4 separate regions of the Mus musculus genome follow, and regions 1, 3 and 4 are each linked to region 2. Evidence: chromatin loops called from intact Hi-C (ENCODE). Cell type or tissue: heart. All regions are shown on one strand. Each heading gives the region's core, and the rest is flanking DNA. Links, peaks and the distances in the headings are about the cores only.

What was found. A loop is a pair of places that touch in the nucleus more often than their neighbours do. Peaks named below come from ENCODE experiments on the same cell type or tissue, not always from the same donor. Only the 100,000 strongest peaks of a DNase experiment are listed, where the experiment ranks them.
Region 1: a loop joins it to region 2, with 2.2 times the contacts of the local background. A loop is called at or near these places in 8 of 42 quality-filtered maps.
Region 3: it touches region 2 in a loop (2.5-fold over the local background); 7 of 42 quality-filtered maps call a loop at or near these places.
Region 4: a loop joins it to region 2, with 2.3 times the contacts of the local background. A loop is called at or near these places in 3 of 42 quality-filtered maps.

The regions. Positions count from the first base shown.
Region 1 is chr5:145,065,478-145,073,190 of GRCm38, reverse strand. No RefSeq gene overlaps it. Among named protein-coding and RNA genes, the nearest start is that of Arpc1a, 15 kb to the left of the region's middle. In heart, for the core only: CTCF peaks have their summits at 1,690 (motif pointing right) and 3,263 (motif pointing right); no DNase peak of the experiment used is centred there.
Region 2 is chr5:144,872,329-144,880,041 of GRCm38, reverse strand. Smurf1 (SMAD specific E3 ubiquitin protein ligase 1) reads left to right here. Exons shown (of 18, transcript NM_001038627.1): 18 at 586-3,547. The coding sequence ends at 685. Among named protein-coding and RNA genes, the nearest start is that of Mir7039, 21 kb to the left of the region's middle. In heart, for the core only: a CTCF peak has its summit at 3,892 (motif pointing right); a DNase peak (open chromatin) is centred at 4,011; H3K27ac peaks cover 405 bases.
Region 3 is chr5:144,962,785-144,970,497 of GRCm38, reverse strand. Smurf1 (SMAD specific E3 ubiquitin protein ligase 1) reads left to right here and starts at 4,668. Exons shown (of 18, transcript NM_001038627.1): 1 at 4,668-4,997. The coding sequence starts at 4,943. In heart, for the core only: no CTCF peak of the experiment used is centred there; DNase peaks (open chromatin) are centred at 4,577, 5,257 and 6,397; H3K4me3 peaks cover 3,156 bases; H3K27ac peaks cover 2,959 bases; H3K27me3 peaks cover 1,542 bases.
Region 4 is chr5:144,791,944-144,799,656 of GRCm38, reverse strand. Trrap (transformation/transcription domain-associated protein) reads right to left here. Exons shown (of 71, transcript NM_001081362.2): 17 at 7,370-7,564; 18 at 6,453-6,644; 19 at 5,582-5,747; 20 at 4,800-5,056; 21 at 2,496-2,696; 22 at 1,258-1,409. Among named protein-coding and RNA genes, the nearest start is that of Gm23995, 21 kb to the right of the region's middle. In heart, for the core only: a CTCF peak has its summit at 4,763 (motif pointing left); no DNase peak of the experiment used is centred there.

The DNA of each region.
Region 1 (7,713 bases), core at 971-5,970, 190 kb before region 2:
TGTGGTGCTCACAGTCTGAAGGTTCACAGTCCCTTGGGGTGGGGGAAGCATGGGGACATGGGGATGAGGGCAAGGGCAGGGTCAGGAGGCATCTGGTCACCCTTCATCCAGGCAGGAAACCAAGAATCCTGGCGCTCAGCTTGCTTTCTCCTTTATACTGAGCCCACCAAATGGCATCATTCGCATTTAGAGAACGCTTCCCACCTCGATCAACACAGTTTAGAAACATCTCTCACAGGTATACTCAGAGGGCTGGTTATATCTATTGCTTGATTCTAGAGCATGTCAAGTTGACAGCGTTAAGCACCAGGGTTGGAAGGATGGCTCAGTGGTTGAGCATGTTCCAAAAATCCTGAGTTCAGACCCCAGCACCTATACTAGGCAGCTTGCAACAGCCCAGAGGTTCTGATGCTCCCTTCTAGCCTCTGTAGGCACCTGCAAGAATGAATGTACACACACACACACACACACGCACACGCACACGCACACGCACACACACACACACTCACACACATGCACACACAGGCATGTACACATACACATGTACACACACGCACACATGCAGACATGCACACACACACCTTATTATAAAATGAAGAATAAGTGTTTTTAAATAACCATCAGATACCCTTAGAGTGTATGTCACTATGTTTTTGTTGTTGTTTTAAGCTGTATTCCTAGGCTGGGGAGATGGCTCAGCAGATGAGAGCACAGGCTGCTCTTCCAGAGGACCCAGGTTTATTTCCCAGACCCCACGTGGTAGCTCACCACCATCTGTAATTCCAATTCTAGGGATCTGATGCCCTATTCTGGCCTCCATGGGTGCTTTCTGCATGTGGTACACAGATATACATGCAGGTGAAACAACATAACCATTCAACAGTAAATAAGTATTTCTTTTAAAAATGTATTCTGCCTTCATTTGCTGTGTGTACGTGTGTGGGCACATGCATGCCACGGCACCCTGAGGTTGTGTGTGTTTCTGGGATTCAACTCAGGATGTCAGGCTTGGTTGAAAATTGAACTTTAACCCTTAACCTTTAACATGAGCCATGTCACTGCTCCTTTCTCCCCTGCCTCCCTCTCCCTCCCCCTCCCTTCCCCCTCTCTCTTGCCCTCCCTCTCCTTCTCTTCCTCCCTCCCTCTCTCTCCCTCGCTTTCCTCCTCCCTTCTTTCTGATATATATATATATATATATATGAACAAGGACTCACTGTATAGACCAGATCCCCCTGCCTCTGCCGCCTACTTCCTTTGTATGTATGTTGTGCTAAGGACCCAGTATTTTGCATGTTCTAGGCAAACATCCTGCCACTGAGTTATGAACATATGACACACACCCCCGCCTCTAAAATTTTTTGGGGGGTGGACAGAGTGTTTCTAAGTTGCTCAGGTGGACTTTGAACTTGTCACCTTCTTGCCTGAGCCTTTCCAGAAGCTGGGGTTAGAGGTGTGTACTACCACCTGGAAGTGCTTCTTTGAAAAAACAAAAACAAAACAACTGAGGGAGAAACATCACCTCACCTCACATTACAGGTAATTTACATTTTTTACACACACACACACACACACACACACACACACACACACACCGCCCCCATGGATGTATGTAAACACAAGTGTACAGTGCCCACTAATGCCAGAAGATGGCGCTAGATCCCCTTGAATTGGAGTTGCCATGGAAGTGAGCCGCCATGAAGGTGTTGCGAATTGGGCCCTCTGCAGTTAAGAACTTCGTCAAGGGGCTGTTTGGAGTTCTGAGAGTGTGAGGAGGACACAGATGAAGCATTTTCCTGAAAAAATGTTGCCAAGGTCTCGGACCATCCTGGGATTTCTCCAACAAGAGTCCTGCAGCTGTCAGCAGCTGCAATGATGGGCCCAGCTGAGCCGTCCTCTGAGGACCAGATGCTGAAGTTCTACAGAGCATCTGAAGATCGATGGCAGATGTCTAATTGTCATACAAGATGAGTTCTGTGCTAAGGTATTTAAAAGCCACACTCGGGGCTGGGGAAGTAGTGCAGCTGCGAACTCTCGGGTAAATGGAAGTTTTGCTCTGCAAACCTGAGGGCCAGGGGCGTGATCGGCAGAACTCAGGTAAAAAAAAGAAAGAAGTGAAGCCCTGTGTCCCGTGCTTATGACTCCATCTCTGGAGAAGAAGGAGAGACAGATGACTTCAGGGGCTCACTAGCCAGTCAGCCTAATCTGATTCACAAGTTCCAAGCCAGTGAACATAGACCTTGCTCCAAAAGTAACTTGGAGCCAGGTGTCATGGTGACACCTTTAGTTCCAGAAGCTGGTGGGTCTCCTTCCTAGTTTAAGGTCTGTCAAATAGATAAATAAATAAATCAAAGCAAAAAAGCAAGTTGGGGGCCAGTGGTATTGCTTAGTGGGTAGGGCACTTGCTGCCAAGCCTGGCTACTGAGTTTAAGCCTTGGCTCCCATGTGGTGGGAGAGAACTGACTTCTAAAAGTTATCCTGTAACCTTCATACACGTGGCCATGGAATGTGCACTCCCCGTGACCCCCTAGACAGACAGACAGACAGACAGACACACAGACAGACAGACTGAACAGATGTTTTAGTAGTTGGGGCTGGCAAGAATGCTCAATGGTAAAAACATTTAACTCTAAGCTTGAGGGTCTGAATTTAACCCCAGAACTCACATGATAGAAGGAGAGAACAATTTACTCTGCAAATTGTCTTCTGACCTCCACACATGTGCGCACGCACAGACCTAAGTGCAATTCCTGAAATCTATGTGTGGCAGGAGAGAACAGACTCCAACGCATTGTTCAGACCTCACTCATAAGCTGTGACACATGCGTGTAGACACACACACACTCTTGCACATACATGTACAGAGATGCAAATGTGAACGTCACATTCCTATGACGAAGATTCCGCTGTTCCCCTTATTTCAGAGCTGAGGAAGCCCTCTCAGACACTCCCGGGTAAATATAGCTTAAGTGTGTGTGGATTAGACTTAGATGATCATAAATATGGATATTAGAATGAAATAAAGGCCCAATACAGCGTGATCTGTCCTAACTGCTTTAAAAGGGACTTTCTGACCATGATAACTAACCAGTCCAAACTAGAATGATCTGCCTTTCCCCACACCACTGTGCATCAACAGCACACATCAAGTAGAAATTACATTACTATCTTTTTTTTTCAACAATTTCACAAACTCTACAGATGGCTGATTTTTTCCCTAAGGTCTCTGAGGCAGTCCTCGCACAAAGCAGTAGAGACACTGACCACCAGAGGGCAGTGTTTCCACATTCCGTCTAGTCGCAGAAGAGACAACAAATTCCGTCTGGAGATGCTTAGAGTCTAGAGCCACTCACAAGGGACTCCTGTGCAGCCCAGGCTTGCCTTGAACTTATTTATCTTGGGGCTACACCGTGAGACACAATCCAGAAAAGAAAATAACAACAAACAAAACAGCACAAGACCCTCTAGGGGCTGAAGTGATGGCTTGTCAGCGTTACCTCCTCTTGTGAGGACCCAAGTGTAATTCCCAGCATCCACATTCCTCACAATTACCTGTAACTTCTGCTCCAGGGGACTAAATGCCTCTGTCCTTTCTGAGCACCTGCTCTTTATCTCTCTCTCTCTCTCTCTCTCTCTCTCTCTCTCTCTCTCTCTCACACACACACACACACACACACACACTAAGAGTGCTGAAGCTAGGTGTGGTCCACACATTTAATTCCCATACTCAGGTGGCAGAGGCAGGTGGATCTCTGTGAGTTTCCAGCCAGCCTGGCCCACAAAGTGAGAGTGAGGTCTAGAACTGCCATAAAATGAACACAACAAACAAACAAACAAACAAACAAGCAAAGAGAGAGTTCTAAAGCTGGGCATTGTTGGTATACAATGCGTCACTTAGAAGTCTGAGGCACATGGATTATTTTTAATTCAAGGGCAGCCTGGGCTACATAGAGACTTGTATTGGTCAGCCTAGGCTTCATAGCAAGACTATCTAAATAAATAAATAGCAATAAAACAAGCTGTAGTTTTTCATATTTCTTTTATTAAGTCCTATCAGGAAGGCATTACAGTTGTCTATGAGGAATTATTGCATAACACCTAGGTTACAGACATGAGTCACATACTCTGTCGTTGACATGCACATACAGGCTGTCAACTAGAAAAGAGTCTTCATTACCAACATCCCAGTGCTTGATCCTGAGCAACGCCACACTGCCACACCCTTTAATTCCAGCAGCAGCTGGATGTTAACTCCTGCATCTCCCTCCCCACAGCTGACTTCATTCTCCAGTAACCCGGCTCTCTGGCTTGTGCTCTGCACAGGAACCTGTTTCCACCTTCACATGTCTCTCCTCTGCTGTTGAGACCTCTGCCACCTTGCATGAGGGTGAGAGAGACTTAGAGAAGGTCCCTATAGAGGCAGAACCGTGAGCAGGGCCATCTTTAATCCATTCTTGTGTGAATATCTTGGCTTGTATACAGAGGTCAGAAGACAAGTGGTGGGAGCCGCTCCTCTTCTACCATGTGGATGGTAGATATCAAACTAACTTATTGGGCTTTGCACTAAGCCCCTTTACCTACTAAGCCATCTTGTCAGTCCCTGCCTCCCCCCTTAGAGGGTCAGAAACACTGCACAGCCTGCCCCCTCCCTCCACCACGATTGATGCAGGACTCTCCAAGGTCCCAAATGTGTTCTTTCCTAAGGGACCCAGGGCTTGTTTTGCCTCTGTGATGTGTATACTCAGGTTTTAAGCTACTGTTCATTAAATGCTGTAAATTCATAGTAAATTTTGTATATATGTGGTATTTTGCCTGCAAGTGTGTCTGTAAATCACATTCGTGCCTGGTGCCTACAGAGGCCAGAAGAGGGTGTAAGATTCCCAGTATATAACTAAAGTTATAGTTCATTGTGATTCACAGTCTAGGGGCTAGGAACTGAAGCCAGGTTCTCTGGAGGAGTGGTCAATATTTTTAACTGCTCAGCTGTTTCTCCAGTCCCCTGGATTTTAATTTTTTAATTTAACTTTTATTACACTTGCTTCTTTGTAGCCACAATTTACTATCAATACGAAGTATTGTCTGCTGAGTCATCTTGTTGGCCCCAGATTTTTTTTTTTTTTCCAAAACAGGGTTTCTTTGTGTAGCCTTGGCTGTCCTGGAACTCACTCCGTAGACCAGGCTGGCCTTGAACTCAGAAATCTGCCTGCCTCTGTCTCCCAAGTGCTGGGATTAAAAGTGTGTGCCACCACTGCCCAGCATCCAGAAAATTTTAAAATTTAGATTTATTATTATTTTAATTGTGTGTATCTATGTGTGTGTGTCTGTGTGTCTTTCTGTGTGTGTGTGTAGGTATGTGAACATGAGGACAGGTGCTCAGAGACACACAAGAGGGTGACAGAGACTCAAAGCCTTTGAGAATAGGTAGCACTACTGGATGACACAAAGACCTCTGCAAAGCTCAGAGCAGAAGTGGTGTACTTACCTACTTGCTGTGGCCTCAGATGTGGAAGTGCCACTCCTCAGAAACAGTTTTGGAGAAGTCTGTATTGGACAGACGGATGATCTCCACTGAGGCAATGTCCTTGCCTGTCATGTGGTGTTTGGTACCCAACTTGATCAGGACAATTTCCACCATTCATGCTTGCTCTTCATTATCTAACTTGTGCACAGTATTCTTGGTTGGCCTAGCCTTCACTTGAGAAAGGCACAGCAGAAAATGAGATGATAGTGTAGCCTATTCTAGGTGAGCTTGCATTAAAAAAAAAAACCTCTGTGTATATGAGTGCATATATATATATATATATATGTATATATATATATATATATATATATATATATATATATATATACATACATACATATACATATTATATATGTGAGAGACATTGCTTGAAGCTGCCCAGTCCCATACAGGCAGGAGTTTATATTTTCCTAGGTGTTAGCTTCCTACGTTTTCTTGAAATCTTGAAAATCACATTTATTTATTTATTTGTGGAAGGCTCAGGTGGAGGTCAGAAGACTACATGCATGAGTCTGGTCTCTTCTTCCAATATGTGGGTCCTAGGAATTGAACTCAGTTTGTCAGGCTTGGTGGTAGGCGCTTTTACCTGTTGAGCTAGACTTTTTAAAAATTTTATGTATATGAGTGTTTTGTCTGCCTGTGTGAATATATATATTCACACAGGCAGACAATAGGCATATATATATGTATATTCACACAGGCAGACAATAGGCATATATATATCTATATATCTATATATATCACTTGTATACAGTGCCCATGAAGGCCAGAGGCTGCACTGGATACTCTGGAATGGGGGTTAACAGAGCTGCCATATGGATTCTGAGAAGGAAACCCAGGTCCTCTGGGAAAACAACTGGTGCTCTTAATTGCTGAGCCATCTCTCCAGCTCTGTCTGCCATTTTTTTTTGGTTGTTGTTTAAGATTTATTTTATATATGTGAGAACACTGTAGCTGTCTTCAGACACACCAGAAGAGGGCATCAGATCCCATTACAGATGGTTGTGAGCCATCATGTGGTTGCTGGGAATTGAACTCAGGACCTCTGGAAGAGCAGTCAGTGCTCTTAACCACTGAGCCATCTCTCTACCTGCCATTTTTTAAAAAAGATTCTGCCCTGAATGGCTGTGTTCCTTTTGTAAACCTGCCGTCTGCTGTGACTGTCCTGGTTTTCACCTTGGGGCGGCTCAATCTGTTTCCTCTGGAACTCTACATTTTAATGTTTCAGCAATATCCAATCTCACCTCTGCTACATCAAAAAATAATATCATGAGAGTTGGAGAGATGGTTCAGTGTTTCAGAGCACTGACTACTCTTCCAGAGGTCCTGAGTTCAATTCCCAGTACAACATTCTGTCATGGGATCTGATGCCCTCTTCTGGTGTGTCTGAAGACAGCTACAGTGCGCTCACATATATAAAATAAATAAATAAACCTTAAAATAAAAATAATGTCAAAAAAGCTGGGCAGGCTTTCCCATGGAATCTACTGCTTGGGAGGCGGAGGCTGAGGCTGACCATCCTGCAGGTCCCAGGCCAGCCTGGGTTTACATAGTGAATCTCTGTCTCAAAAACAGGCTCTTTGAAAAGTGAAATGAAATGGTCAGACGTAATGGGTGTATGCCCACCTTGTTTGTACTCATGCTCAGGAGCTGACTGTGGGGTTTTCTGAAACAGGGTTGAGCACGTGCTAATGTGTTAATAACGTGAAGCTAACCATAGTGAATAGTTGCACCATGAGCATTAGCGAACCTTTCAAACCAGCTTTCCCTTTAGTTCTTTAGTGTGTGTCTGTGTGTGCGTCTGTCTCCATGGTGTGTGTATGTGTAGGCATACATGTCGAGGTGAGAGAGTCACTTATAGGAATTGGTGTGCTCCCTCAACCATGCAGGTCCTAGGGATTCTTCTCCGACTGCCAGATGGCCCATCAAGCCATCTCCAGAGCTCTACTCAATTTTGGGGGAGAAGAAACTTGTTTCCCAGCATGCCATTGACAGTATCCATTGGATCAGGCCTGGAAACCCTTTCTTAAGTGTCTGTAGAGATTGTTTTATTCCTAGTGGAGGAGTGAAAGGGGTGCCTTGTTTGCTTGTTTGCTTACCTCGTGGACCTGGGTCCATTTTCCTGGGATACAGATCCCAGAATCCCCAATTCATAGGAGGGTGACCCAGACCTGTTTCTCCCTGTGCTGATGGGA
Region 2 (7,713 bases), core at 1,048-6,047:
GAGAAAAGGGGTGGGGGAGAACGAGAGCGTAGCCTTCGCCCAGTCTCTAAGACCATTCCTGACTGCTCTGTGCCTGAGATCCACGGGCCACCGCTTTTAAGTTACTGTGAGACAATAGATGTGTCTCTTTTCACAAATACTGGAAATGAGATTCCCCCTGCAAATCTTGAGTTCCCAGGAAGGTAGGTACGCACCCATCTTTCTAGGATTTGGTGTTCTCTTACCTTGGAGACCCAGCATGCTGTGGTAGGGGATTGACCTCATTAGAAGGCCTGTTGGTCACCAGTGCAGATTACAGCAGGCCGGGGCTTCTTTCCAGTGTGAGAAAGCACACCCAGAGGCAGAACAGCGAGCAGAAGTGAGCTTACACGCTGATTGTGTGGATTGTGACACTTGTTGTGGGTTGACTGGCAGAAGCAAACACAGCAACAAGGGCTGTGCTGAGAGCTGAAGTGCGTGTGCATCTTCCGAGGGAGATGAGACGCCATGCCCGCCCGCCTGCCCGCCGCTGTACTTTGCGGCAGTGTGGATGGGGCTGAGTGCCTCCCTCCCAGCGGTGACGCTGGCTCCTTTGCCCTTTTCCAGCTTTAATCGGATCGACATCCCACCCTATGAGTCCTATGAGAAGCTCTATGAGAAGCTGCTGACAGCGGTGGAGGAAACCTGTGGCTTTGCAGTGGAGTGAAGAGCAGCCAGTGGCCACAGAGTCTTGCTCACAACCACCAGACCCAAAGCATATGGCGTCTGCACGCCTCCCGCGTGGCGGGCTGAGGCCTGAGATTCCAGAAACCGAGGGAAAAGGCTCGTCTCCCTCCTCCTTTGGAGAGGGCAGGCCAGGGGACTTTCCTAGGTGGCTCCCACCCATTTATTCTCCTTTATTATAGTTTGCCCACCCCTCCATCACCCATCCAATAAAACGCAGCCAGGTTTCGCCCTCAGCCTCCTTGGCACGGTGGGAAGGCTGTGGTGTCTCCGCGAGCATCGACCCATGGTCAGGAGCCGCTGGGCCGCTGAGGGTTGCGTGGTCTCTGTGCTAGCTCCCCTTGACTGGAGCCTCAAAGCCCCCTTTCAAGTTCAGCAGCTGCCGACAGCTTACTGAGCTCAAGTTCCAGAGGCGTCCATCACAGGCTCACAGCCTGTTCAGGTAGCAGGTGGATTTCTAAGCAGCAGAAGGTAAATGCACAGTGTATGCTTGCTGGAACTCCACCGTGGCAGGACACTCGAGGCAGGATGTGTTTTCCCCTTTGATAGGTAAGGGAATTGCAGCGGCCGTCACTGGAAGCCCAGGTACTTCCTTTTCGCAGTATCCTGGCTAAAAAGAATGGTTTTGCACAGGGGAAAAAAAAAATCTTTAAAAGTACAATTTGTTGTGTTCTCTACCCAGTTTGAAATTATCACGTCATGGAGCTAAGCAAAGAATAACCAAAACCAGCCTCAGACCCCCGGGTCCAGCTCTGCTCCTGTGCCTGGGGATCCGGAGGCTCCTGGCTGTCTTGAAATGGACTTTTATATGGGGATTGCTAAGAGCTAAACTAACAGAAGAGCCTTGCACCACAGCCACTGGGCGGGACAGCAGGAGAGGCCGCTGACCTGGGCCCCTGATGCAGCTCCCCAGGGTCGGGGCTGTGCACAAAGCAGGTGTGATGGAGCGTGTGGCAGCAGGGTGGGGTGGGGCTTTACCTCCTACGTGGCCCTCGTCCCCAGTGGCAACGTGATGCTAACAGTTCTCCTCAGCTTGCTTGCTTCCTTGTCTTCTGAGGAGCAAGGCCAAAGCCAGCATCTCTAACACATCTCTAACCCCACGTCCAGGTTGCACAGGCTTCACAGCGCTGACTCTCACAGCAGAGCGGCAGCCATGCCTCCGTTTGTGGTTTTGTTGTTTTTGTTTGTGGTGGGGGCGAGAACAGGGTAATTCATTAGCAAGACATTTCATTGGTACCGGGTTCAGGTTGTCTGGGGAATAATGGGAGGTCCTGCGGGCCACCAGCTTTTGTGTTCTTTCTGTTGCTTACCCTCAGGCTGGGGATAGGGAAGTGTCTTCCCTTCTGTTCCTGCTGCTTCTGTCCAGTGTGGTCTGGAAGCAGGGCTGAGGTGATGGGGAGTGGATTCATAGGTCACATACGCCCCCAACCCAAGAGGTTTGTCCAGCATAGGAGTCAGCTGCGCTCTGGGTTGCCAGGTCTGGGGACAGAAAGGATGCCAGGTAGACCTCACCGCACAAGGACCGAACCCGCCCCACCTCCCAGGCCAGACTGGGGCCTTACTAGTCTCTCAATTCTGCCTTGCCCCAGTAGGGCTTCTGTACTTCATCTACCTTCATGCTTCCGAGGGTGTTCTAAAACCCAGCTCCCTCGTGACTCTCGGATTCAAAAGGCGCCAGGAAGCCTGTGCCCTAAGTCTCAGCCAGTCCACAGGAAGCATCCAGACCCCGCAGAGTGACACGCTTCCGGAGACTGGACACACTGCCTGTTGCCTTTGCACACTGGCCCAGTCTGCAGGGTCCTGTGCTCTGAGGATGCACTGCAGGAATGTCAAGTCACACTGTTTGTGCCACGGAAGTGATTGGGAGACAAGCCTTAGGAGTCCTGTGTCAGATGCCCTCTGAGGAAGATCCAGAGCTTAGGCCCTCAGGGGCTGACTGATTGGCGCACATACCACCCACTGAGGCTTCTACCAGCCGTTGTGCCTGCGTCGCCTGTGGGTCCCCTCATTGCCAGTTCTGAGTGTCACAACCTCCCAGGTCTGTTCATGTGCAGCACTGTCCTCTGTTGGTAGCGCTGCACTTCCTTGTCTGTCTACCATGGTTAGGCCCTTCTGACGCCCCTCAAAGAACACTGCGTGGCCAGCCCACGGCACAGCTCCTGGTTGCCCTGCTTGGGTCTGGGTGAAGCCCTTTCACGTAAGATCTCGATCGTCAGCCCTCCTGGTGGCCCCACATCACCCAGATGCTTCAGGAGCCTGGCTCCGCAGGCTCTCCTCACCAGCGGCCGGCACCCACACTCAGGGACGCAGCAGACACCACTCTACTCCGCAGTGCTTCAGAGAGGACGCGCCAGGCTGCAGCAGTGCTGTGGCAGCAGGTCGCAGTCTCATGCTTGGTTAGGAGGATCTGCCACAAGGTGGATTACTGACCCTGCACTGGCTTGGCCACATGGCCAGGTTCAGGTCAGGTGGGCGCTGGACTGACCTTCTGCAGAGAACACGCCCCACCCTACTGCAGCCTGTGGGCCACATGGCAGCCTTCTGACGGTGTGGATTTTTAAACTGTGTTTATAATGTATTCTAAGTTATTTTGTAAGGTCCTGTTTGAAGTGCTGCTGCTAGCCCTAGTTGCTCTCCCAGTTTTTATTGTCCATTTTCCTGTGACAGTTGTACACTAATGTTCTGTTTTATGTCAGAATCGAAAGTATTTAAAGAAACGCTAGTTCTATTTAATGCAGTTGTGGAACCAGCTGGAAACACGAAGCGTTGACTGTAGAGCAGGCTGGACCCGGAAGGTCAGGTTCATTTTGTTACATATGCAATAAACTCACAACTTTACATTTTCCTTTTTCCTTCCTCTCTTTCTTTCTTTTTTATTTTTCTTTGCGTACCTGTTACTTTCATGTGGAAACAAAATTCTAGTATATTTACTTTTGTAAGTCCTGCCTCCAAGTAAATAAAGACAAGCTAGAACTGTGGAAAAAAACAAATGAAGCCAGGCGTGGTGGTACACGCCTTTAATCCCAGCACTCGGGAAGTAGAGGCAGGTGGATTTCTGAGTTCGAGGCCAGCCTGGTCTACACAGAGAAACCCTGCCTCGAACCCTCCCTCCCAAAAAAACAAACAACAACAACAAAAACAAAAAAACCAAACGAAATACCAGTGCTAAGCAGACGCAGTACCGCCTCTGCCACTTGGTGGCAGCACTGAGCTGCTGAGCCAAGGCCTTTCCTGCGCTGCTGCACTGCAGGTTATCTTAGGCTGCCCACAGTACAAGTGTACACGCCTTTGTTGGAATCCGTATCACACTGTCGGGTCAGCGTGCCCGGTGATAACTTTATGTGGACCCTTCCTAGCGCAGAGGCTTCTCACACGGTGGGAAACTTGTCCCAAGTCAAAAGCTACACTTGCTGGGCAGTGGTGGTGCACACCTTTAATCCCAGCACTTGGGAGGCAGGCAGGCGGAGGCCAGCCTGGTCTACAAAGTGAGCTCCAGGACAGACAGGGGTACACAGAGAAACCCTGTCTCAAAAAACAACAACAACAAAAAAAAAACAACAAAAAAAGCCACACTTGCTCACCTATGATGCAATGCCACGCCTCTCAGAGCCCTCATACAGGAAGTGCTGTGTGGGTCATAGCTGCTTCAGAACACTAAGGTCCACTCTTTTCCTGAGGGGTCTTGGTCTCTTCCATCTCTGTGAGGAAACAGAGCAGACTGGCTTGAGCTCAGCAGACTTCCCTCACGGTTGTCCTAACAGGAGTTCAAGGTCAGATCCTAACAGAGTGGGCATCTGGTGGCAGCCCCGCCCCCACCATCACACCAGCAGGGGCAGGAGTCCTGAGGTCATCCTTGAAGGTCACCTCCTGGGACCACTGTCAGGGGGCCACAAAAGCCACAGTCTCAGGCCCTTGCTTCATCAGAGCATCTGACTAGCAGACTGCTGTCCCCCATCTGCCAGGGAGTGCTGAGGGCAGTGTCCCCAGCCAGAGCGGCCTTAGGCCTGCAGTTCACAGCTGGAGATGTCCCGTCCCTATCCCTAGAAAACCAGGTGAATGCAGTTGAGTCTCATCCCAAGCTTAGGGCAAACCTGGCTGCAGGCCACACGCGCAGGCTTTCTTGCCGCCCTGTGGCCTGATGCACAGACAGGATGGTGGGACAGGGACAGGTAGGAAGGACATCCTCCAGTCAGAATAGCTAGTTGTGTGCAGAATGTTACTCTCGCACAGGCTGGAGCAGCTCCCAACCACTGTGCCCCAGAGCCACCTCCCTCAGTCTTCCCCATTCGTGTGCTTCCTGGACAATCCCCACTTGGTGCCCATCCACACAACCCCACGACGTAGCCTGAGGCAGCACAGTGACCTCTGACAGGCTCCCTTCCCACTCCACCACTCTGTTCTACTTAATGGCCCCTGCTGCTGCTACAGGAAGGGACAGGTTGGGTGACCCGACCCCAATCTGCCACCTCTACCCACAATGTCTGGCCAGCTTGCTGCTGCACATCACGCTGGTCACGGGACTAAGTGTCAGGTGGTGACAGCACTGGGGACTCCCGCAGGCCCAGTTCCCTCAGAAAGCTGTGGAGGGTCTGTTGTAGAGGGAAACAGTGGCCACAGGTCATCCCAGCCTGAGGGAAGTGGAGGCAGGAGGGTCAGGAAGTCAGGGTTAGCCTTAGGATCATGTGGAATTTTGGGCTAGCCTGGGTTACATGACACTATCTCAGAAGAAAAGAAAACCAAGTGTTGGGCCACTGAGATGGCTGAGGGTAACCAGTGCTTTGTAGCACTGCCTGATGACCTGAGCTCAAACCTCAGCTCCCTCAGGAGAAGGAAAGAACAAAGCAGACACCTGGAATCCGTCCTCTGGCCTCTACACATTTACACATGCACGCACACACTGCAGTAGTGATGTTTAAAATGGCCCTGAGTCATTTACTACAGTGCCTAGTAAATATGTAGTAAGTGTTGACCATTTAAGGAATCAGAGACCAGGAGGCTGTTACAGGCTCCAGCTCTGAACAGGGAGACGGGCTCAGTGGAGAAACGTGTGAGCACAGCTGAGGAGCCCACGGTGGAAGGAGAGTACAAACTCTCACGGTTCCCTGACCGCTCCACACATGAGTGTGAACACCAAGATGCCAGGTGGTACACAGATTTACTCTCAGGAGGCAAGAGGCAGGCAGATGTCTGAGTCTGAGGCCAGCCTGGATTATATACGTGAATACTAGGTTACCCTGAGCTACATAGCGAGACAGTCTCAAAACAAAAATCAAAGCTACCTTAGGCTGCACAGCAAAAGCCTGTGTGAAAAGTCCAATAAGAAGGGAAGGTGGATGAGAGCTGAGCTAAGGGCAGACAGGAGCTGCCCTGATGATGCCCTCAGACACATCCAGTGTCATCTAGGAGCTCAGTCCCGACTCAGAACCCTTCGGAAGGTGTGACAGCTTCAGATACCATTCTAAAGGCTCTGGACCCAGGTTCCGGTCTCAAGGGTGGCGGCAAGTGTGGACAAGCGTATACGCAGAAGGAAGCGGCAGGACCCAGCAGTCAGCCGTGATGCCAGTCATGTTGAGTCCTGTGCCAACCACCCAGTTGAGCTGAGCCACACTGGATCGGCTGAAGCCTATCGAGCCTGGTGCTAGGCCCAGGGAGAAGACGTGGCTGGCCACGGACCTAACCAGGAGGAGCAGCTATGTGGGGAAGGGGCGCTCTGAAGACAGTAGTATGGTTGAGCTAAACACTTAGGCTAAAAGCAGTCAGAGCACCGTGCCTCTTGCCCATGATCCAGCCCTTGAGGCTTGTACAAGATAACCGAAGTCTAAGGGCAGCCTGGGCTACACAGTGAAGGCCAGGCCATTCTGGGCTATGCAGCTAGACCCCATGTCTGCAAAGTAAACTAAATAAATATGTATCACAGGGCAAAGAAGGGTAGAGTTGTCAGTACCCTTCAAGTGTGTTTTTTTTAGATTCTCAGTCTGGAGAGATGGCTCAGAGGACCGGATTGGCATTCACCTCTAACTCCATCTCCAGGGTATCTGGCCTCTGTGGGCATTCACATACATGTGGCAGGCAGACAAGCAGGTAGGCATGATGGAGATACACACACATTCACACACCACAGGCCATAGTTTAAAAAAAAAAAAAAAAGCAAAATCCAAAACCCAACAGATGAAAAGAAGTCCCAGAAGAATTGAGGTCACTAAAGAAGCGGCTGTTGCAGGCTGGGAAGCTGCCTCAGTGGGTGAAGGAGAAGCCACACAAGTGTGAGGGCCTGAGTCCAAATCTTTGGGACTCATGTAGAAGCTGGACATGGTAGCACACATCTGTAACCAAGATGCTCCCGCTGATGTAAGAGGGAGACAGGAGAATGCTGGGATTTTTGTGGGCTAGCTTAGCTGTCGTCTGTAGCAGCAGGCAGATTATCTGACTACACAGGCCCACCATGAAACAAACATCTGCATTCACACACACACATGTGCACACAGATGCCACACAGGCACACATGCTCACACATGCACAGGAGTGGGAGCCGGTAATGACAGGGGCGGGGGCGGGGGGGGGGGGTGTTGTGGGCCTCCCTGAGGCTCACTGGTCAGGTTCTGCAAAAGACCCTGCCACAAGGATGTGGTGAGCAGCTGAGGAGGACCCCTGGCTTTGGGCTCTGGCCTCCACATGCACAGACATGCTCGTGTTCACACAAGAGAGGGATTTCTGCTTCAACTGGGAGCAAATGTCCTGGGAGAAAAGTAGGCCATCTGGAGAGAGGGCAAAGGTCCTCCGTGCACACTCCCCCCAGCCAGATGAGCAGCTTCATGGTTCTCAAGGCCAGTTCATTTCCCCAAGGCACAGACAGCCCCAGCCCTGCCTTGTACTCTAGAAACCAAGTCTGTTTCTCCTGGAGGACTCTCTCCTCCAACGGTCTTTGCTGCTCCAGAACACCCTGGACTGGCCACGGAGATATCTAAACCCAGGATCTGAGTTCTGCCTGCTGTCCACACAGCCCCGGGCAGA
Region 3 (7,713 bases), core at 1,647-6,646, 90 kb before region 2:
TGTTGATCCTTCTATAGGGTTGCAGATCCCTTTAGCTCCTTGGGTACTTTCCTCTAGCTCTTCCATTAGGGAGCCCTAATAAATCAAAATTTAAAAAAAAATTGAGACAGATTTTTTTCTCTCTCCACAGCCCATGAAGACCCATGTTTAATCAATGGCATACCTGTAAAGAGGTCAGAGGGCAGCCTTCAGGAGGTCAGAGGGCAGCCTTCAGGAGGTCAGAGGGCAGCCTTCAGGAGGTCTGAGGGCAACCTTCAGGAGGTCAGAGGGCAGCCTTCAGGAGGTCAGAGGGCAACCTTCAGGAGGTCAGAGGGCAGCCTTCAGGAGGTCAGAGGGCAGCCTTCAGGAGGTCAGAGGGCAACCGTCAGGAGGTTGTTCTTTCCTCCCACCATGTGGGTCTTGAGGATTGGATTTTGATCATCTTAGTGAACTTGGCGGCAAGCACCTCTACCCACTTAACCCTCTCATGAGCCCCAAAACTGAAACCTTAAAACCACATCCCATTCACTTAGAGCAGTGGCATTCCCTCTTCCTAATGATGCGACCCTTTAATCTAGTTCCTCATGCTATGGTAACCCCAACCATAAAATTATTTTCACGGTTACTTCATAACTGTAATTTTGCCACTGTTATTAATCGTCATGTAAATATCTGTGTTTTCCGATGGTCTTGGGCAACCCCTGCCTTAGGGAGATCCTAGGATAGAAGGCTGATTTGGGATTAGAGGGATGGAGAGAGAGGCAGAGTCAGTTCTCACACTATCTTGCTATGATGTGCATCAGGCCAAGAGGATGAAACTAGATTAGACGTATCTACCTTTAAAAAAAAGATGGTGTTCCGTAGGCAGAAAGAGCAGCAGTAATTAGATCACATCCTGCCCATGTACAAACTAGATGCTATTAAACCCCATATTACCTTAATTTGTTTATATTCATGCCTTTAGGTAAGGAGGCACAGGTCCCAGTCCTTCTGGGGACTGGGGAATCTGTCACATTAGTCTGTACTTGTTTCTGCTTTTGCACAATTGGGGTAGTTAAGATTAGAGTTTCAGATCTTAGTAGGAACATTCCTGACATCCTGGAGGCAGGAGGATCAAAGTTTGAAATCACCCTTGGCTACAGAGCAAATTCAGGGCCAGCCTGTGCTACTTGAGGCTATCTCTAAACAAACACCCACATTCCGTGAAAGCTCACATATTGATTGATAGTGTTTTGTTTAAGGGGTAGTTTAGAAAGAGGTTCCACAGGCCTCTAAAAAATAACAGGACAAATGAATGAAGGGTTGAGGGTATTAACCCCGCAGAAGTGGAGGTCATTGGACAGCTTGTGGGAGTCGGTTGTATTTCTACAGTGTGGGTCCCAGGGATCAAACTCAGATGGTCAGGATCTTTTACTTGAGTGGATCCACGCAGGATCTTTTACCGGATGAGCGGTCTTGCAGGGTCCCAACCTGTCTTTTGAGGCAGGGTCTTTCATCGAACTGGGCCGCCCTGGTTTAGACTGGCTGGCCAGCAAACTCAATCCTCCCAGCTGCTCCTTGGGTGCTGCTGTGTCTGGTTCTTAGTCCTTGTGTGTGTTGTGGTAATCACTTTACCAAATGAGCCAGCTCCCAAACCTTGTTTGTTTGTTTCCAATGGGGACTCGTGTAGCCTAGACTGACCTCAAACTGTCACCTCAGTTAATCAGATGAACAGCTGATAATGTGATAGGAGTTTAGAATATAGATTTTAGAGCTACTCTGCTTAAGAAAGAAAAGCCTAAGAAAGAAAGTAAATTTAGAGGCATAGAAGACCTTGGTCTGCAGATGACAGTCATATTCAGTTTGGTAGTCAAAAGGTGGGAAAGGGGCTGAGGATGTGGCTCAGTGGATAGGGAGCTTGCCTGGCATGTAGGAACTCAAGGGTTCGGTTCCCAGTAGGTGCACAAAATCAGACTTCATGATGTGATCTTGCATTTCACATACTCAAGAGGTGGAGGCAGGAGGATTAATAGTTAAAGATCATCCTTAGCTACATACTGCGTTCTAGGCCAGTTTGGGCCATATGAGATCTTGTCCTAAAGACAAATGGGCTGGGGAGGGTCAATAACGTGTTTGCCTTGCACGTATGAGGATCTGAGCTGGATTCCAGGCACCTGTAGTCAACACTGGGTGTGGCATCCCACATCTGTAATCCCAGTGTTGGGAGGGGGAGATAAGGATGTTTGGGGCTTGCTGGCCAGCCAGTTCAGGTGAATCACTAAGTTTCAGGTTCAGTGAGAAATCGTCTCAGAATTGAGGTGGGGAATGGTTGGGAAAGACACCCAATAATGTGTGACTGTATCTTCCAGATGTGTGTACACATGTGCTCAGGGAGCGGCACACAGGAACGCACACACGACAATCAAAGCATGGAGGACAGTCTTCTCTTTGAAGCAGGGTATGGCAGAATACTGTTAGGACTCTCTCCGACTAGCAGACAACAGTGTGCGTTCCCAGTTAATGGGCAGAGGAAATGACTTAGCCTCCAAGACGCACACTTGTGACTCAGGGGTTGGGATAACCAGGTGAAGAAAGGTCCAGACGTCTAGGCAGGTAAGGAAACAAAGAGGTGGAGCAACCCAAGACTCCTGGGTGAGGGTGCAGGAGAGTGGACCCAGGAGGAAGGAAAAGCACATGTGAGCTGAGGCGGGGGTGTGTGTGTGTGTGTGTGTGAGTGTGTGTGTGTGAGTGGGTGAGTGTGTGTGTGTGTGTGTGAGTGGGTGAGTGTGTGTGTGTGTGTGTGTGAGTGTGTGTGTGTGTGAGTGGGTGAGTGTGTGTGTGTGAGTGGGTGAGTGTGTGTGTGTGAGTGTGTGTGTGTGAGTGTGTGAGTGTGTGTGAGTGTGTGAGTGTGTGTGTGTGTGTGAGTGGGTGAAGGTGGAGGGAAGAGGAATGAGAAAGAAGGGAGGTATGGCTGAGGATACAGAGAAAGAGAATGACAGGGCAAGGAGGGAAGGAGAGAAGTGCAGGGGGAGAGAGAGAGAGAGAGAGAGAGAGAGAGAGAGAGAGAGAGAGAGAGAGAGAGAGGTTAACTTCAGTTTTTCTCCACTGTTTATCCCCCAGCTCCATTTTTTCTGGTGGCAGAGTCTCTCACTGGCATAGGGTTCCTGATTCATGGAGGCTTACTGGCCTATTAGTCCCAGGGATCCTTCTGTCTTTGCCTCCCAGGGGGCTGGGATCACTCAAACTCACCAGCACACCTGTACCGTGGGGCTGGAGAGATGCTGAACAGTTAGGAGCACACGTTGCTCTTCCAGAGGACCTAAGTTCAGTTCCCAGCACCCACACGGTGGCTCACAAACACCCGCTCCAGATCCAGCACCTTGTGATGCACACATACAAACACGCACACAAAACACTCCTATATAGGTAACAGAAATATCTAAAAAAAAGCCTCACAAAACTTAGCTTCTTGTGCTTGCACCATCGAACACCTTACCAATGGTGCTATTCTCCCAACACCAATCAAAGACTCCTAAATGGATTTATTCCAACCTAGGGTCTCGCTCTCAGCGACAACGGCTTAGAAATGGAAGCAGAGTTAGAGTCTGGATTAACCGTTGCCCATACACGATCCTATTCTTAAGATATTTTCCCTCCATTATTAAATAGTCTGGGCTGCACAGGCTCATAAAACCAAACTGCCTAGGACAAGAACAGGTACAAGCCTGTAATCCCTGCGCTCCGGAGGCTGAGTAGGGGGAATCACAGTTTTGAGGTCAGCCTCAGCTACAGATGAGCCCCTGTCTCCAAAGAGGGTGGTCAAACGCTGTGGGTAGCTGGTTCTAAGGAAGAACCATAGAGTCTGCCCATGAAGTGAATTAAGTTCAGGTCGGATGGGAGTTTGGTAAATATACGCAGCCTTTTCAAGAACCTTTTATTTCCTCTCTAGAATGCGTTACCATAGAGATTGGTTTGCTTGCTGGGGAAAGAAAGCCCGGCTTTTACTTTTTACCGGCCTGACACTCTGGGGGTTTGGGGGTGGGTTCATCAGAAGGCAGGGACTCGAAAACCCGACTGCTTACTTCTCTGGGTTAGTTCAGTTGCATGCAGGTTCCTATCCACAAAACCACCACCTCTCCATTTACATCCTTCATCTTGTTTAGCTGGTCCATATGCCGCACTTCCTCTGAGTCTAGCCACTTTGTCAATCGAATACACCAGTTGCACAGGGCACATCCGACACTCGATCACTGCGGGAAGTCTTCCCTTGGAACTTGCAGGATCTAGTGTGTACCCACGCGCGCACGCGCGCACGGTTCTTGGGGTTTCATGCAACACCCTGGCTTCCATCAGGAGCTTTGAAAAGTCCGACACTGAAGAAACAATCGGTTCCCCCAAATCGTCGCACAAGCAAATCAGTTGGTTCTGAGATTGTGACTAAGAACCAGCTCCGACTGCGCCGCTTGTGTGTGCGTGTGTGTCGTCTACGTGTGTGGGGCGGTGGTGGCCACGGTGGTGTCTGTTTCAAGGCTCCCCGCCGGCTGCAGGAACCTTGCAGCTCCCCCAGACCCCCTTGCGCGCGCCCAGGACAAGCGCGGTCCGCGTAGCGCCGTGCTCGGGCGCGCGCACGCACGCACACACGCAAGCGCGAGGCCGCGCAGGGCCGGGCCGGCAAGGCGGCGGGCGCGCGCAGCTCGGGAGGCGGCGGCGGAAGCAGCGAGGGCGGCGGGCGTCCGGCTGCGAGCGCGGCGGCTCCGGGCTGGGCCAGCCAGGGGCGGCTCCTGGCGGCGGCGCGGCCGAGCGCTCGGTTCTACGGTTCCAGCCCGTGGTCTCCGGCCCAACGCCTGCGCCGCGCACTCGGCGTCCCGGCTCGGACCCCGGCGCCCAGCCCGTGGCCGTAACCTTGAGGCGGCGGCGGGGCCGGGCCGGGCCGGGCTGGGGGGCGGCGGCACTGGATCCGAGGCCGGCCGGCCGCTGGCGGGAGATGTCGAACCCCGGGACCCGTAGGAACGGCTCCAGCATCAAGATCCGTCTGACAGGTAGGCACGACAGGGCCGCGGCCCTCGCGCCCCTAGACTGTCCCAGGGACCCTGCGGACTCCCGCCCCGCCCCCTCCCCCCCCCCCCCCCTTGCACCGGCCGTTGTCCCGGGACCGCTGCACCCCCTACGGCGTGCGCCCCTCGCTCGCGCTCCCGGCCCCGCCCCCCGGGTGCTCTGCAGGCGCCGCCCCTGCCGCCCCGTCCCCTCCCTCTGCATCAGGGCCCGCCCCTGGCACATCAGGACACGCCCCGCTGCGGCAGCCCCGCCCTCCCTCTGCATCAAGCCACGCCTCTCCGATCTGCAGACTCGCCCCCTTAACTAGGCTCAGCCCTCGACTCTTCTGCAGACTCCCCCTCCCCCTCACAGGCTCCACCCCTTGACTACTTTGTAGCTTTGGCGACCCGCCCTATGGCTCCTCCCTCTGCATCATTCCCCGCCCCCTGCTTGCTCTGCAGGCCCAGGCAGCTGCCTTTTCTGCATTAAGCCTGGCTTGCTGTTCATCCCTCTATCATAGATTCCACCCCTGTGGCTGATTCTCTTGGCCCCGCCTCTGGCTCCTTTCTCTTCAGGTTCTTGCCTATCCCCCCCTGCCCACACTACTCTATCTGCCCACACCTACCATCAGTTGCATATGGGCCACGCCCCCTAGCTTTCTCCCTCTGCCCCTAACTTTACCCTTCTGGATCAGGTCCCGCCCCCTAGCTCCTCCACTACAGGACTCCCCCCCCCCCTCTCCTTTCTGCCCCACACCTACCCTCAGCTGCATATAGGTACCACCCCTCGGGGCCCTCCACCGGTCCCCTCTAGTGTCCTCTCTTGACACCGCCCCAGCACCCTCTGATCCACACCTACCCCCCTGCCTGCTTTTCTTCAGGCCTTGTACATAGCCACACACCTTTCAACTTCATGTAGATCCCGCCCCCTCGCTGCACCTCCACCGCTCTTTCCACCCCTACCTCACATTTTCATCATCCATCTCTTCACTCTCATCCTCCTTCTACCTGCTGTTCCCCTCTAGGCCCACCCCTCACCATCCTCCCGCCTGTCCCCTCCCTCTTTTCCCTTGCAGCTTCTCATCACTTCATCTCTCTCTCCTTTCTTTCTTCCCACTCTCTCACATGAACATTATCTACCTTCTCCCTTCTCTCTCTGGGTCCCTTCGAATCATCCCACCCCCTACTCGTTTGCCTTGCTTCTCTTTGCTCTCCCACCGCCTCACCCACTCCTCATCTCCATCTCTCTAGTTTCCCCTCTCCTCTCTTGGCTCCGCCCCCTCTACTGTTTTCAGCCACGCCCCCGTCCCTGCTTGATCCCGCCCTCACTTATCTTTCAGTCCCGCCCACTCGCTTCTGTCTTACAGCCTCCACCCTTAAGTCGCAAATTCCTCAATCCTGTCTGGGACCAAACGTCTGTCTCCCAGTCTTGTTCTCACTTCCCCCACCTCATCAGTGGTCCAGACCTCTCCAGTCTAGTCCACTTCCGTTCTCCCCGAGGCCAGGCCACTTAGTACTCCAGAGACGAGTCCTTGGTTCCTACCTCCTCTGCAATGCCTTCACCCCTCGCCACATCCTTGAGTCCCCCCTCCCACACAAGCTGAGCTGTGGCAGCTGCTCTAGTGCAAGGCGCCTTGTTCCCCTCAGTCTTCAGAGGAATGTTCAGGTTTGCTAAGTGCTCTGTAGTGCCACCTTCAAAGGTGAGCGCAGAGCTTGCTGTGGGTCTGACAGCAGCAGGGCAGTTTGCATGCAGGCAAGGGGAGAGCTCTCTGTCATAGCTGTCCCTCTTCGTGGGTCCGGAGTCTGGACCACTGCCCTCAGCTTCCTCTTTCTTTCTCCCTCTCCTTTCTCTGCAGACCTTACCAGTGTGAATCCATCCCTAAGGCTGCATGCATGGCAGGGTTGGCAGAGGGCCTGCTTTGGGGCTTTCCAGCTCAGAAGAGGAAATACATCGTTAAGTCTGAGGCCTTGCAGGGAGTTCCCTGGATTTTTCTGTTCCAAGGCAGTGTGTTGGGGACTAAGACTTCTGCTTGTCCTTTCAGGCAGAGCCTTAGGGTAAGACCTGTGATCATGGTGGAAATTCTTGGAAAGTTTCTTGTGTTTAAGAAAAGATTGATAGTTTTCCCTGAAGATGTGGGAGCAGATAACGGTGTTTGCACTAGAACCCAGACCCCGGTCATATTGGCCATCTTTGCCTCTGGACAGATACTGGAAGAGACTTGCTCAGTGGACATGCGAAGGGCATGTGTTAGTTAGGAAGTTAGGTTCTTTGACAGTCATCTTTGGGAAAGTTTGCTGCTCATTGACACTGGGCTATGACTTCAGATATGATCCAGGTTGCTTTCAGCCTTCCCGCTAAAGTGACTGACTTGGGGAGTTTCAGTAGAAATGAGATCAGTGGCTTAATTGTGGAATTTGTGGCAGGTATCTATTAACAGATCCTGGTCAACTGGTTAATTTTGGTATTGCAGACTTGGAAAGTGTCAGAGTTTTGGATGGCTTTTGATGGGGAAGGACTAGGGATGGGTGTTAAAGCTCATGGTCTGAGAGCATCTGTGAGCGTCATCATAGGATTGGGGGTTGCTGGATGGTGTGCCTATGTGATGACAATCGTGAAACTCTTGGAACCAGCCATTTTATTGAACATGAGGTAGGCTTGCCTTCATCTCTCTGCTGTGACAGGAAGTGAGGACAGTTGGGTAGCAGTCTCTCCAGAGATAAA
Region 4 (7,713 bases), core at 1,807-6,806, 81 kb after region 2:
GAACAAGAATCAAAGGGACGGAGAAGTTTCTGAAAAGATGATTAAAAGCATAAACCCTGTGACGTGGTTGCTTGCAGGCACAGCAAAGACCTCAGGGTAAAATGCCACCCAAGAGTGTAGGGAACAAACTTTAAATTCTGGATTAAAAAAAAAAAATGCATTGCTGGAAAGATGTTCAGAGGCTAAGTCTCTGTTGTACAAGACAGGAGGGCATTATATCCAATCTCTAGAACCCACACACAAAAGCTAGGTGTGGACCCACATGTGCCTGTGACAGCAGCATTAGGTGGGAGAATTCTCTGACCTCCCCAAACAATCGGTCATATGCACACACAAGCAGGGAAAAATATTATTTTTTAAAATAAAGTTTAAACTCGTGTGTGTGTGTGTGTGTCTGTGTGTGTGTCTGTGTGTGTGTGTGTGTCCAGGTGTGGTGGCAAACACAACCTAACCTCAGCACTGTGGAGGCAGAGACAAGTGGTTACCTATGGGTTTGAGGTGAACCTTGCCTATGTAACAAGTTCCAGGTCTGGCAGGGATACCCACAGAAACCCAGCCTCCAAAATGAAACCAAATTGTAAGAATTTAACCAACGATGAAGTGGGAATAGCATAGGGTCTGTCACGGGCTGAGATGTGGCTCTGTCACCTGGCATCTAAGAGCCAGAGGCTGGAGGAACCAGAGTTCCAGTGACCCTCAGCCACATACTGAGTTTAGGACCAGCCTGCATTAAATGAGACCCTGTCTCTAAACACAAAAAGAACAACATTTAAAAAGCCATGCAAAGTGCAAACATGGCCCTAGATTCCTTGACAGCAAGACACACACTGAAATGGATCCAAGACCAATTCTTACTCCAGATGGCCATGTTCTCTCTTCCCTTTCTCTAGAGCAGTTCTTCTCATCCTTCCTACGACTCTTTAATCCAGCTCCTCATGTTGTAGTGACCCCAACCATAAAAGTGTTTTCGCTGCTACTTCACAACTGTGATTTTGACACTGTTGTGAACCATACTGTAAATATCTGTGTTTTGCAATGGTCTTAAGTGACCCTTGTATAAGAATCATCTGCCCCAGGGGTCATGACCCAGAGGCTGAGACCCACTGCTCCAGACGCTACATGCTGTGTCACTGGGTAAGTTACATACTGCCCTGGCTGTTTGAAAGGGCACACTCCTAGCAGACTCCTGGGCAGTCACTTATGTTCCTAATTTTTGCGGCGAGCTGCTCCAGTCCCAGAAAATAGCCCAAGTCATACTTGGGGTGCGCCAGCAGCTGGTAGAGCGCATGCTTGTTGTCCTCCAGGCTCATCATGGCTACCAGGAAGCACCTGATCACCTCCCATGCCTGCCTCCGGTAGTAGGGCTCTGTGTTGGCACTTTTCAGGCAGTCCAGGGCGGTCTCAATGGCCTAGGATAAAAAGCACAGTATGTACAGTGTGCGCAGAAAGGCGTGTGCGCACACTCACACACACTCACACATCCAGCATTAGCTTGCTAAGGAAACTGAAGAGGGAGGGCATCAGTCTAACAGGCAACCACAAACCAGAGTCTGAAAGCAGAGACAGTGAAGAAAGCAAGGAGCTGCACGGCCACAGATAGCATTAAGAGTGCACAGCACTCTGGCTGGAAGGTTTTACTTTTAATTATGTGTCTATGTGTGCATCTGTCTATAGGTTATGTATATGTTGAGTACAGGTGTCCACAGAGGGCAGAGGGTGTCATATCCCCTCGAGCTGGAGTTCTGGGCAGCACCATGGATGCTGGGAACTGAGGCAGCAGCCTCTGCAAGAGTAGCACATGCTAGTGAGTGCTCAGCCTGCTCTCTACCCCCAATTTCCCGTCTAGTGACCAGGGTTAGACTCCAGGAAGTCAAGGAGCTTGGGAGGGTCCAGCGTGGTAGGCTGTCAGCCACACACCCATAAGGGTCTGGAGCTCAGGAGCCACGGCTGCACAAACACAGTCTTCCCTCAAGCAGGGACCTGAAAAACAAGGCTTTCACTTCCCTCTGAAGGAGGCAGCCAACTAGCAGCTCCGCCACACATCTGCATGCACACATATGCACATAGATAAAGAGACGGAGACAGAGAGAAACACAGAGGTACAACACTAACTCATTTCCAAAGAGCCAGAAAGGAGACAACAGCAGAGTTAGAATAAAAACGTGAATAAAAAAGTGAGATGCTGGGAGCCCAGGGATGAGGAACAATTATAGATACACTTGAGTTCTCAATGGTCCTGGAAACAAGGCCCAGCAAGATGACAACAGACCAGGAGCTCAGGTGAGCTGGTCAACGGGGAAGAATTCTACTCTCAAGAGTCCTCAACTCCTGGATAACACCCTGCCACAGGCCTACAAGCATTACGCAAGCCACCTTCCCAACCAAGATTGTCCCGTGACTCCTGTCCTTCCCTCAGAGTTGGCTCACATATGTCTTTGATATTGAAATCAATTTCCTTAGAGCAAAACACGATCTCCCGGAAGCTCCAACTTTACCTTTTCCATCGGAAGCTGGAGAGAAGCTTTGCAATCAGAGAACTCCACGGTAATGCTGGGGCCTTGAACTTCAGTCACAACATAGTGCAGCTTCTGGGACTCCTTCAACATCTTCCTGTTGCTGCCGCCAAACTTCCCAAGCACACGGTAGGCCACGTGGGAGATGCTGTCTGCAGGGTTGCGAAGCGTGCGCCACAAAGCCTAAAAAAACCAACTGGCTTTCACCAAAGGCTAGCCAGGCAGCAAGTTCACACAGCTTCCGACCACAACTCCAATCTGTTAGATATAGGGACTCTTCCTCCTGCTTCTGTCCCGCAAACATGGCTCCCCCTTGGTTGTCCTCCCCCAGAGAAGGTCTGCCTTTACTAAGCAAACAAACAAACATATTTTGGAGCTCCTTTATATAAAAGATGGCACAGAAAAAAAAGCAAAGCATTAGGGCATCCATGGTGCTGCCCATAAACTTCAGTTCTAGGGGATACGTCACTCTCTGCCCTCTGTGGACACTTGCACTCAACATGAAACATGGCAAATATGTAATGTCATGTATTCTAAGTCTCCATTTATGGAAGGTAAGGGTGTGTGTGGTAGGGGGTCCCTGAGAGCCAGGCTAAAGAAAAACAGAAAATAGACACAAGGGCAGAGCAATGTCCTTGAACACAGACTTGACCACACCCCTCCTTGCTCAGTAAACCTTCCCCTAAGGACAGGGAGCCTCCATGTGGATGGTTTAGTCTCTGCCAAAATGCTTACATGAGACCTTGTTCCATCCCTAGTGTGCGCACACACACCCTTGGGCCGTCTTTAGAAGCCCTTAGAGATTTATCACAGCCTTATATAAGACAACCCTAGCCCAACGCCCAGTGCTCGTGTTCTGAAGCCTCAGTGTGCAGTCTCTGTGCACGTCAGCTCCTAAAGTTTGACTGCAGGGTTAGCTGAGCTCAGGGATGCCCTGCACGCCACGCCTGCGCCGCCTGCTGCACAGCACTGCACTCGCTGCCTGGGTCCCCTCACTTGAATTACCTACGTCTCAAAATCACTCTTGTCCTTGTTTTAATCACTTTCCTAACTTCCATGACAACACTCACTGTCGGAATCCAGCAATATTCAAGTAACATGAAGCCTTGGGACATTTCTCCACACCAACCAAGATCCCAGTTTCCCTCATGTTCTCCCAACACCCGCCTGCCCCTCAGGAAGGGTCTTCTGTCCCTCAGGAAGGGTCTTCTGTCCCTCAGGAAGGGTCTTCTGTCCCTCAGGAAGGGTCTTCTGTCCCTCAGGAAGGGTCTTCTGTCCCTCAGGAAGGGTCTTCTGTCCCTCAGGAAGGGTCTTCTGCCGGGTTACGGCAGCACTGAGGCTCAGCGTGGGTCAGGAGACACCAACACTGCCGCTTGTTTTGGGGGTCACTGGCCTCTAGAAACTAAAAAGGACCTTAACCTTTGTCTCCGAGGGTTATCGTTCTAAAGCAAACTGTGGCTCAACACCGCCTCAGCCCCAACAGCCACACTGCTTCCGCGGCCCCCGAGCGGCCCCCACACACTCAGCTCAAGACAAGCTCTGCTTTCAAGACCTGACAGTGCGGCTCTCAGAGCAGGCTCTGCAGTCCTCCCATGCTATATAGACTCCAGTCCATCTTCTTCCAGTGCACAGAGACCAAGAAATAACCCCAGGATGGACAGACAGGATCTGATAGTCCTGCCTCCAGACCAGGTGCTACTCCTGAAATCTACTTTGGAGTCACTGAGCATCCACCATGAAGTGCTGGTTGTGACCCTATGCTAGTGAGACAGAGGAGCACAAGTGCCGGCCCCCAGGGATTATCAATCCCATCACGGGCATAGCACAAAGCACAGTGAATAGTGTACGATTCCTCACTCCTGACTTCTAATAACAAACCCCTAAGACGTTAAGACAACCTTTGACTAACTGCCCCTTTCCTCTTGAGGGGAGCTGGGGCAGGCAAGGTGCCCATCTGCTTCCCTGAAGAGCTGCATCTTTTACTATAAAAGCAAAAAAATCTCTGTGGGTACAGAAAGGGTCTTTCTGCGAGTCTACACAACTCCGCACCATCTGCCTTCACACTGGCTTACAGAGACTCTGATGCTTGGGAAAGTTCCCTTAAACTGAGAAGCAACACTGCCACAAAGCTGCTCACCATGCACTAGCGCTAAACGTGTTTAGTACATCCCAGGCAAGCAAGCACGACTGAGTCTGCCTCTGACTGAGCACAGAGGATCCCTAGGACAAACTAGAGGCATGTGGAGCTGATGCCCCCTGCTGGTGCAGAGGTGAAAGCGGTCTTACCTGCATGAGCTCTGCACGCACAGGCTGAATGTGGTCATAGAGGAAATCCGGCTGCAGGTTGTCCACACACAACTCCAAGGTCCTCAGGCCTTGGCTGACCAATGTCTGAGACCCATTGAGGGCAGACACCAAGGGATCCATCAACATGGGCAGATAGGGCAGGAGAGAGCTCAGCCGGACTGGCACGGTGAGACACAGCTCTACAAAGAGGTCCTTCATGTGCTGCTTATGCAGGCCGCTCTGCAGCATGTTCAGTCCTGGGAAAGGGGTGGGGGCACTTTAGCTCCCTGATGCAGGCAACGTCAGCTGTGCCCACGGTTAGACCTATTGACTGCAGTCACGGTCCCTTCCACAGTGACAACAAAGGCTGGGGGAGTTCCTATAGGTTACCCTATGCTTGTGTAAGCAGCATGCACTTTTGGTGATGTGGAGGAAACCCGCCTGAGCACATCTAAGTAAGACCAGGAGAAGGACTGGACATGAGGCTAAGCAGGGGCAAGGGCCACCCAGTACACTGGGAAATTTACTTTGCACTCACACCATCTGTATGGAGGGAGCACTGCAGTAAACACAGACAAGACCTCTACATGGAAAGTCCAACATGGTTTGATGACAGAAACTAATACATTTATTTTCCTCTGGGAGTGGGGGTGGAGGGGGTAGTGGTGGATGGTGGGGGGAGGGCGGTCCCAGCACCCACCCCTTCCCATCAGCTTTGCCAGGCAGAAAGGATGAGCCCAGCAGTCAGACAGACAGATGGATGCACGAGCCACTGCTCTTACCTTGGAGGAGATTTGGAAGGAGAGGCAGAAACTCCTGATACAGGAGGTCATGGCTGCCACCTCCTATAGAGCGGAAGAGAGCACGGAGCAGAAGGAAGTAGTTGTAAGGCTCCTTGGCGGTTTGCGCCAACTCCATGGAGCTGTTCACGATCTTGTGCAGGTGAGGCTGGGCAGAGGGAAGGCAGTCAGGTCAGGGAGTGCCTGGGAGTCTAGGGCTCATACACCTCACCCCTGCACTCAAGCAGCATGAAGCTGATATTTCATCAAAGCAAACTAAAGAACGTAGTGGCCAGAACGTAGAGAGGTCTCTGCCATATCTATGAAACATAACATATCTATGCAATATCTATGAAAGACGTTCTTAGTATGTTCCCAGGTTACTATGCAGTTACCTGAGGGTGGATTTTCTTTTCTTTTTTCTTTTAAAGATTTATTTATTTATTTATTATTATACTTAAGTACACTGTAGTGTAGTGTCTTCAGACACTCCAGAAGAGGGCGTCAGATCTCATTACAGGTGGTTGTGAGCCACCTTGTGGTTGCTGGGATTTAAATTCAGGACCTTCAGAAGAGCAGTCAGTGCTCTTACCCGCTGAGCCATCTCGCCAGCCGGAATTTTTTTTTTAGGTTTTTGATGAGATAGCAGCTCATGTAGCCCAGGCTGGCCTCAGATTTTCTAAGTAGCTGAGGCTCCCTTCATCTATAGCTTTCACCTCCCAAGAGGTAGGCTTACATGCCTGCATACGAGGCCTTAATTCTGAATTACATGTATCATACACATGTAAAATGGAGTCACTGTAATTTTCGATAAAAATAAATGAAGCAATAAAAGCCAGAGCCGCAGTGGCCCTCAGAGCAGCACGCGCGTTACCTTCAGCATCTGCTCATTCTCCGCTGCAAACAGCGACACTGAGCCGAAGACCAACTTGAAGAGCTTGAGGTACAAGTTGGAGAGCTCCACGTTGGAGCCCATTTCCGGCAGCCGCTCCAGGAGGTACTCCACCAGGATGGTGGCAAACAGAGCAGAGGTAGTGGGATTCGCCAAGAAGGAGTTGGCAACAATCTGTCAAAACAGGAAACGGCAAAATGGGTTGGAGATGTCCCTCCAGGATATAGCACTTGCCTAGCAAACGCAAGGCTATCGGCCTGGTCCTCAGCTTTGAGGGGAGGGGGAAGCTTTGAAGAAATACCCGGGACAAAAATTATCCTCTTCCCCAAAGCAGCTACAAAAGGCAAAGGAATGAGTTTCTCAAACAAAGCTCACTGGTCGCAGACATGCTGAGAAAACCACCACCCCGTGCATCAAATGAGCTGTGAGTGTGTGCCTCCTACCAGAGCACGGCACCCAACCTGCCGACCCAGCTCACCATCAAAACCTGACAGCCTGCATTTAACACTCAATCGCTTCTACTCTGGAAAGGAAGTGACCCGAGGCATCAGAAGGGTTGAAAACATTCTCAAACATTATTGCCCAATATCCCCTACATGCACACCCTGAAGACAGCGTTATTTCTAAATCCTCAAAGTAGATGAGTAAACACAAAACATTCAATACAGAACTAAAAAAAAAAAAAAAGTTTCAAGTGAATGTTATATCTAAAAAGGGCTGGCAAGATGGCTTACAACAGAAAGGCACCAAGCCTGAAGACCTGAGTTCAGTCCCTATGCTCTATGTGGTGGAGGAGTTGCACGTAGGCAGGCGCGCGCACACGTGCACACACGCACACGCGCGCACACACACACACACACACACACACACACACACACACACTCGGAAGAGTTTTATACCTGAAGAGCATAGTTTTTTGAGATCCTTTCTACCATGTAAGGAACTGTAGTCTGGAAGATCTCCTTGAATGTTAGTGGGTTCATCATGGTGAAGACCCCAGCAAAGTGCTCCAGCACCTCCTTCTCTTCCTTCATCCTTACGGTCTGACAGTTGGCTACTCGAATGTATGTTTGTCCATTTCCTGCGATCTGGACCTAGGACGGGAGAAGCCCCATGGCAGTTAGAAAGGAAAAGCTTCTACTGAACATGTACTTCTTCATAAAATCACAAGTCAAGTACTTCAATGAAGCACTGAATTCAATAATGGTTATCCTTCTTCTAAGTTCTCTGTTCTTGTCTCAAT